Regions from separate parts of the Homo sapiens genome. Here region 1 is linked to region 2. A link is an interaction called in ENCODE POLR2A ChIA-PET data of the cell type or tissue named here. Cell type or tissue: Panc1. All regions are shown on one strand.

The links. ChIA-PET counts read pairs that join two places held together with the same protein. Peaks named below come from ENCODE experiments on the same cell type or tissue, not always from the same donor. Only the 100,000 strongest peaks of a DNase experiment are listed, where the experiment ranks them.
Region 1: POLR2A ChIA-PET joins it to region 2 with 7 read pairs; 7 of 35 experiments call an interaction of 5 or more read pairs at or near these places.

Annotation. Positions count from the first base shown.
Region 1 is chr12:105,091,112-105,095,111 of GRCh38, forward strand. No RefSeq gene overlaps it. Among named protein-coding and RNA genes, the nearest start is that of ALDH1L2, 8.7 kb to the left of the region's middle. RefSeq lists an enhancer at 1,397-2,011. In Panc1, no CTCF peak of the experiment used is centred here; no DNase peak of the experiment used is centred here; H3K4me3 peaks cover 226 bases; H3K27me3 peaks cover 835 bases.
Region 2 is chr12:104,314,806-104,318,805 of GRCh38, forward strand. TXNRD1 (thioredoxin reductase 1) reads left to right here. Exons shown (of 17, transcript NM_001093771.3): 7 at 972-1,091. Among named protein-coding and RNA genes, the nearest start is that of EID3, 13 kb to the left of the region's middle. In Panc1, no CTCF peak of the experiment used is centred here; no DNase peak of the experiment used is centred here; H3K4me3 peaks cover 492 bases; H3K27ac peaks cover 2,232 bases.

The sequences.
Region 1 (4,000 bases), 780 kb after region 2:
TCTCAGCACTTTGGGAAGCTGAGGTGGGAGGCTTTCCTGAAGCTAGGAGTTTGACACCAGCCTGGGCAACATAGAGAGACCTGGTATCTATTAATTTTTTTTTTTAATTAGCCAAGTGTCACGGCACACACCTGCAGTCATATCTACTTGGGAGGCTGAGTTGGGAGGATTGCTTGAGCCCAGAAGTTACAGTGAGCCATGATCATGCTGCTGCACTCTAGCCTGGGCAGCAAAGGGAGACCCTGTCATTAAAAAAAAAAAAAAAAAAAAAAAAGCATAAGAGACTTCTCTTTCAGCTATGACAAAGTCCTTTGCAGCAGATTAATACTCATATGAAGAACAACTAGTACATCTAGCTAAAATTTTTTGGCATATCTACTTGAAGGCATCAGAAAGCTGAAATGGCAGTCAAGACTCTACGTACCGATGTCCCAGAGGAAAAAGCAGCTCACTAAGTTGAATCCAATATTTTGCATTCTGCTTTCCTCTTCAGCATTTACAAATGCTTGGTTTGGGGTGAGAAGCCAGGCATAAAGAAGATGCTAGAGACACCAGCAGTTTTCAGCAATCTAACGGGATGGAGAAGATAAAAACTGGAGTTTGAGCTGCCAGGAATTTAGGAGCCAAGATCTTGGAGATAAGAGATGTAGAAGTGTACTCAGTTCATGATAACTGTTTTTAGCTAGAAGTACTTGCTGATTCTAGAGGTGCATGGGATTAGAGGCTATTAAACCAAGCAGAAATGACCGAAAAGCACAGCAGAGTTTTCTGTACCATGAAATTGGAATTCAGCATCTGCCAAGAAGGAAGAAGTCCAGTAAACACCACAAGCTCTCAGCTGATACTCTTCAATGACATTACCCTAGGAAAGGGTGCAAACTAGAGATAGTACAACTATTGTAAGACTGCAGCCTAGCCTCACATGCTCTCAGCCCTGATTGGAATGAGCTGATCTGCCTGACTTTAGTTGCCTGCCAAAGAATAGGATCAATCCTGTCTGGAGAAAAATAACATCATCCAGAAAGCCTGCAATTGTTCATTCACTCTCCTGCATTCAATTATAACTGACCAGGTAATACAGGAGTTATTAAGAAATAATTCTTAGGCAACTAGAAAGGGTGAAAGTTCTCAGTGGAATTTTCCTTTAATAAAAAGCGGCCCCAAGCCACTTCTTCTTTAACAGAAAGCAGCCTGAGAAGCTTTTATATGTAAATGTCGGCAGCTGTACCTGAAACCCGGGTACATTCAATATGGGGTCTCCCGCCCTCTTTTCCTTATGACCGCCTTTGCTGGCATTAAAGCAGCCTTCAGGTAAAACCACGTATACAGGTATGATGGCTGCCGCCAGGAGGAGGCTGCATTTGCATAAAAAAAGACTAGGATGGGAGGGACAGTCTTTTCGCTGGCTACGTAAATGACACACCTGGTCAAACCAATCTCCTGTGCCCGATGTAAATCAATCACCGCCTCCTCAAGCCTCCGTACAAAACAGATTGCGTTCTGCCCCAAACTGGAGTCCCTTTGGGGCAATCCGCTTTCTCAGCATGAGGAAGCCTTTTTTCTCTCTCTTCTTGTCTATTAAACTTTCCGCTCCTAAACCCACTCCTTGTGTGTGTCCATGTTTTGAATTCTTTCTCGGCTGTGACAAAGAACCAGGGGATATACTCCAGACAATGGAGCCATTTCACCGGGACATCAAGAAAAATGAGCAAAAGAAATAAACAGTGCCACATGAACAGTGCTAAACTAGGTAGAAATAACCACTCTCATTTTCATGTTATCACCAGTAATCTGTGCAATAATGCGATAATATGTTGCTCCATGCCTGACTCCACCAAGCTGTGTGTCAAATTTAAGGACAATTGTTCACTAAGTAATGTTTGAGCATTTGTCATGTGCTGGGCACTGTAGTAGATGCTAGATGTAGAGAGATGAACAAGGCAGATGCTTTGTCATGATGTGAGCCTGAAGCTGCCGAGGAATACCATAGGAACCTAAAGAATGTAGCCCAAACTGTAGAAGACACAGAAAAGAAACAGTAAAAATCCAAACAGTGATGGCTGGGCGCAGTAGCTCATGCCTGTAAACCCAGCACTTTGGGAGGCCGAGGCGGGCGGATCACCTGAGGTCGGGAGTTTGAGATCAGCCTGACCAACGTGGAGAAACCCCGTCTCTACTAAAAATACAAAATTAGCCAGGCATGGTGGCACACGCCTGTAATCCCAGCTACTAGGGAGGCTGAGGCAGGAGAATCGCTTGAACCTGGGAGGCGGAGGTTGCGATGAGCTGAGATCACGCCATTGCACTCAGGCCTGGGCAACAAGAGCGAAACTCCCTATCAAAAAAAAAATTAATAAAATAAAAATAAAAAAATAATAAAAAAAATTCAAACAGTGGGCATCATTTGAATTCTGAAGCCAGATGCACACAAAGGCCAACCCCACACTAGATGTTTTAAAATTGACATTCAGTAAAAATGACTTTACTGTTGGTATACAATTCTATGAGTATTAACACATGTATATACTTGTGTAGGGAATACCACAGTCAAAATATCAATAGTTGCATTACTCACCTTCTGAAAAAAGTCCTTGCCCTATCCCTTTGTTGTGATATCCATTAACCACCTCTTTGCCCTGATAAACACTGATATGTTCTCTATGACTGTAGTTTGAATGTAGTTGTCAAATCAACGGAAACACAATAGTATGTAACTTTTAGAGCCTGGTTTCTTTCACTCAGCATGATGTCCATGAGATTTGTGCAAATATTTAGCGTTTTCCATGGAGTTTACGATGCTTCTGTTACTGATTTCTAATATAATTTCATGGTAGTGAGAGAATATAACTATATTTCAATCCCTTTAACTTTATTGGGATTTATTTTATGGCCTACCACAAGGCCTATCTTACTGAATAGTCCCTGTACTCTTGAAAAAAATGTGTATTTTGCTGTTGTTGGATGGAGTGTTTTGTAAACATCAATTAAGACATGTTGGTGAAAATATTGTTTAATTCTTCTATATACGTCTACATTCTGTCTACTTGTTATATCAAATACTGAAAGAGGAATGTTGAAGTCTCAAACTATAATTGTAAATTCATCTATTTTTTCTTCTTTCTATACTGTCAGAATTTGTTTCATATATTTTAAAGTTCTGTTATTGAGAGCATATATATTTAGGATTGTAATGTCTTCTTGATGAATTAATCACTTTGACATTGTGAAATGTCTCTATTTATTTGAGATAATATTCTTTGTTCCAAACTCTAATTTGTATGATGTTAATATGGCCACCAGCCACTTCAGCTTTTTTTTTTTTTTTTTTTTTTTTTTTTAGACGGAGTGCAATGGCAAGACCTCGGCTCACCACAACCTCTGCCTCCTGGGTTCAAGCGATTCTCCTGCCTCAGCCTCCCGAGTAGCTGGGATTGCAGGCATGCGCCACCATCCCTGGCTAATTTTGTATTTTTAGTAGAGATGGGGTTTCTCCATGTTGGTTAGGCTGGTCTCGAACTCCCGACCTCAGGTGATCCGCCCACCTTGGCCTCCCAAAGTGCTGGTATTACAGGTGTGACCCACCGCGCCTGGCCCTCCAGCTTTCTTATGATTAGAGTTATCATGGTATATCATTCCCTATCCCTTTGTTGCATAAAATCTGTGTCTTTATATTTAAAGCATATTGCTGGATCTTCTTTTTTCACCCAGTCTATCTCTGCATTCTTTTTTTATTTTGAATTTCTGTGGGTACATAGGTAGGTGTATGTATTTATGGGGTACACGAGATATTCTGATACAGAGATACAATGCATAATAATCACATCAGATGGCCAGGCACTGTGGTGCATGCCTGTAATCCCAGCTACTCCGGAGGCTGAGGCAGGAGAATCACTTGAACCTGTGAGGCAGAGGTTGGGGTGAGCTGAGATCACGCCATTGCACTGCAGCTGGGGCAGCAAGAGCAAACTCCATTTCAAAATAATAATAATAATAAATAAAT
Region 2 (4,000 bases):
ATCTCGGCTCACTGCAACCTCCACCTCCTGGGTACAAGCAGTTCTCCTGCCTCAGCCTCCTTAGTAGCTGGGATTACAGACACGTACCACCATGCCCAGCTAATTTTCTGTGCTTTTAGTAGAGACAGGGTTTCACCGTTTTGGCCAGGCTGGTCTCGAACTCCTGACCTCAAATGATCCACCCGCCTCGGCCTCCCAAAGTGCTGGGATTACAGGCGTGAGCCACCACGCCCAGCCAATATACACCAAATTTTATATGCAGTTTAAGACCCACTGCACTCTAATCATCCCCAGCATAGCAACCCCTTTATCAGTTACCTCTGCATAGATTCAATGGCAAGTGCAGATGCTGCTTGAATTACAATGGGGGACTACATCCTGATAAAATCCTTTGTAAGTTGAAAACAAGTCAAAAATGCATTTAATACACCTAACCTCCCGAACATCATAGCTTAGCCTGGTCTACCTTAAACATGCTCCGAAAACTTACATTAACCTACAGTTGGGCAAAATCATCTAACACAAAGCCTATTTTATAATAAAGTGTTGAATATCTCATATAATTTACTGAATACTGAACTGAAAGTGAAACACAGTATGGGTGTATGGGTATCAACATAAAGAGAAAAATCGTAAGTCGGGTCGTCTGTATAGGGTTGTGTACATAGTAAGATTTCAATTTCTGGCATCTTTATCAGCAGTCAGTTAATTTTGTATCTTTGAAGTATACGGAAATTGTGGAAATCTGCCCCTCTTTTTGTTTTGTTTTAGGATGATGTTACCGTGTTTGGTATGTAAGGGTCTCTGAACTTATGGATGTTGTAAGAGTTAGGAATAAACTTTATTACTGACCACATTAAGCAAATATAATACAATATTTCTTAGAGTTGTAATAATTGTTGACTTTGTTCTTTGAATGTTTGTAAGGCTTGGAAAGCAGGTTATAAACTGATTTCTCAATGTTGTTGTAGGTCTCGGAGGAACATGTGTGAATGTGGGTTGCATACCTAAAAAACTGATGCATCAAGCAGCTTTGTTAGGACAAGCCCTGCAAGACTCTCGAAATTATGGATGGAAAGTCGAGGAGACAGGTATGAGAGGGAAAAGCTACTCTTCTGTTTGTGCTTTTGGGGGTTTGAGCTGCAATTTTTGTGATGCGTCGTCCATTTTCATGAAGATAGCAAATAGCCTAGTTGTTTTTATTGTTTACATTTTTGATGGATATAATCACTGGAGTTATCCTTTGTCAAGTATTTACATAGTTGTTATGGTAACAACAGATACTGCATTTGGACTATGGTATTTCTGTAATATAAAATTAGAGTTCTTTTGAATATATTGTCATGTAGTATTTGTGAGAAATCATACAATGTTTATAATTTGTAAGGAAGTACTAATTGCATTTGCTTTCTTTCATGTTGCATTTTTCTCCCTCCAAAGAAGTCTGTTTCATGAGCTGATGTTTGTGGGGGGTGGGGGTTGTTTGTTCAGGAGGGGGTGGTTAGGCTTTGTTGGATTAAAACTATTTAGAGTACCCTAGAAACCCTAGATGAGTTTAAGAGATTGGAATTGTTAATTTTATTTTTATTTATTTATTTATTTGAGACGGAGTCTCACTCTGTCGCCCAGGCTGGAGTGCAGTGGCACGATCTCAGCTCACTGCAAGCTCCGCCTCCCGGGTTCACACCATTCTCCTGCCTCAGCCTCCCGAGTAGCTGGGATTACGGGCGCCTGCCACCACGCCTGGCTAATTTTTTGCATTTTTAGTAGAGGTGGGGTTTTACCATGTTAGCCAGGATGGTCTCGATCTCCTGACCTCATGATCCACCTGCCTCAGCCTCCCAAAGTGCTGGGATTACAGGTGTGAGCCACCGTGCCTGGTGGAATTGTTAATTTTAGAAAGTAGATTGCATTATTTAGTAGAAGAATAAAATGAGATCTGGCATAGCTTCCTGGCTAATTTATGACATATGTCACTCTGTTGTGAAGAGTGAAACTCCAACCCCTATGTGATTTGAGGTTTGAGACCTATGCATTATGGAGCATTTGAGGGAAAATATTCCAGCCAGTAGCCAGGATAAACATTTTGTGGCTTTTTTGGGGTTTTAATTGTTTATTAAATGTAAAGATAAGGCATAAATGTATACTTGGAAAAATTTTGCTCTCACTCAAACTAGTTATGCTTCTCTTGTTGATGCTTTTACTTCCTACTTAAAATAATAGTACCTTTTCCAAGTCTGGAATCTTAGAAAATCACTAACTTTTAAAGTTTTATAATGTTGGGGTCACATTGTTTGCTCAGACCCTTAAGAGAGAGAGGGATATAGGAGGAAATTTTGTAAAACATTGATAATTACTGCAGCTTAGATGATTAGCACATGTGGGTGAGCTATATACTATTCTATTCCACTCCTAGCAGAGAAACAGCAAGTCCTGAGCCTTTTGTAGTGGTGGTAGACAGAGGCCAGGCAGGGAGGTTAGTCCAAGCTTCCTGCAGCCTTCCCTACCCACAAGCTACCTGGTCCTCTAGAACCATAACCGCAGTGGCATCTGCAGTTACTTTTTTTTTTTTTTTTTTTTTCAGTTGAACCAATTTCTTAAGGTTTGCTCTAATTCTAACATTATGATCATATGAATTCAATATCCATGATCTATCTGTTCTCTTAGAGGCTATAAATCAATTTTTTGTGCTGTCATTCCCACTTCCAGAGGCTGGCCAGTAAGTGTTATAAGCCTATTTTCAAAACTTACTGTATAGCCAGCCAGGATCATGCCTGTAATCCCAACAGTTTAGGAGGCCAAGGGGAAAGGATCAGTTTGAGACCAGAAGTTCGAGACTACCTTGGACAACAAAGCAAGAGCCTGTCTCTACAAAGAATAATTAGTCGGGCCTGGAAGCCCTCTCCTATAGTCCCAGCTTCTCAGGAGGCTGAAGCAGGGGGATAATTTGAGCCCAGGAGTTCAAGGCTGCAGTGAGCTGTGATTGATTGCACCACTGCACTCCAGCCTGGGCAACAGAGTGAGACCCTGTCTCTAAAGAAGAGATTATTGAGGCTGGGTGCAATGACTCATGCCTGTAATCCCAGCACTTTGGGAGGCTGAAGTCGGCAGAGCACTTGAGGTCGGGAGTTTGAGACCAGCCTGGCCAACATGGCAAAACTGCGTCTCTACTAAAAATATAAACAATTAGCTGGGCATGATGGCCCACACTTGTAGTCCCAGCTACTCTTGAGGCTGAGGCACGAGAATAGCTTGAACCCTGGGTTGAGGGGTACGGAGGTTGCAGTGAGCCCAGATTGAGCCACTGCATTCCAGTCTGGGCAGTCTGGGCAACCAAAGGGTTGATTTTTATCCTTTGAAATTTAATATTACTTTAGTGTCCTGACTTAAAGGATTAATTTAATTATGACAGAATCAAAAAGAATAAAAAAGTTTTCTCTTTGATAAGATATGGGAGTTTGGAGGAAATGTGATAAGACTCTTAAAATCCTGTCTAAATGAATAGTCAGTGAATTTTTTCCGTAAAAGGCCATATGGTAAATATTTTAGGATTCTTGGGGCATAGGGTCTCTAGTAGCTACTTAACTCTGCTTATGTAGTGTGAAAGTAGCACTAGAAAATATCGAAATAAATAAGCATGGCTGTATTTTAATAAAGCTTTATTTACAAAAAGCTGATGGGCTGGATTGGCCCATGGTGCAGTTTGCCAGCCCCTGACATAAACACTGTTACTAGTGTAGTAACTCCATACTCGGCTACATCAGAATCTCTTGGATTTTCTTACAAACACAGAATCCTAAGCCTTAATATATCCCAGAAATCAGTAAAATTCAAGTTCGTTTCTAGATAAAGAAGGAAAAAGTTTGTGTATTGTTATTTTAGTTTAAAATTGTCAGGGGATCTGTCTTGTATTATTTAATTGTATTAGTCTTATAAGAGAATACTTGAAGATGAAAAAGTGGCATATGTGCTCAAAATGGAGGATTTGCCCTTTCAGATT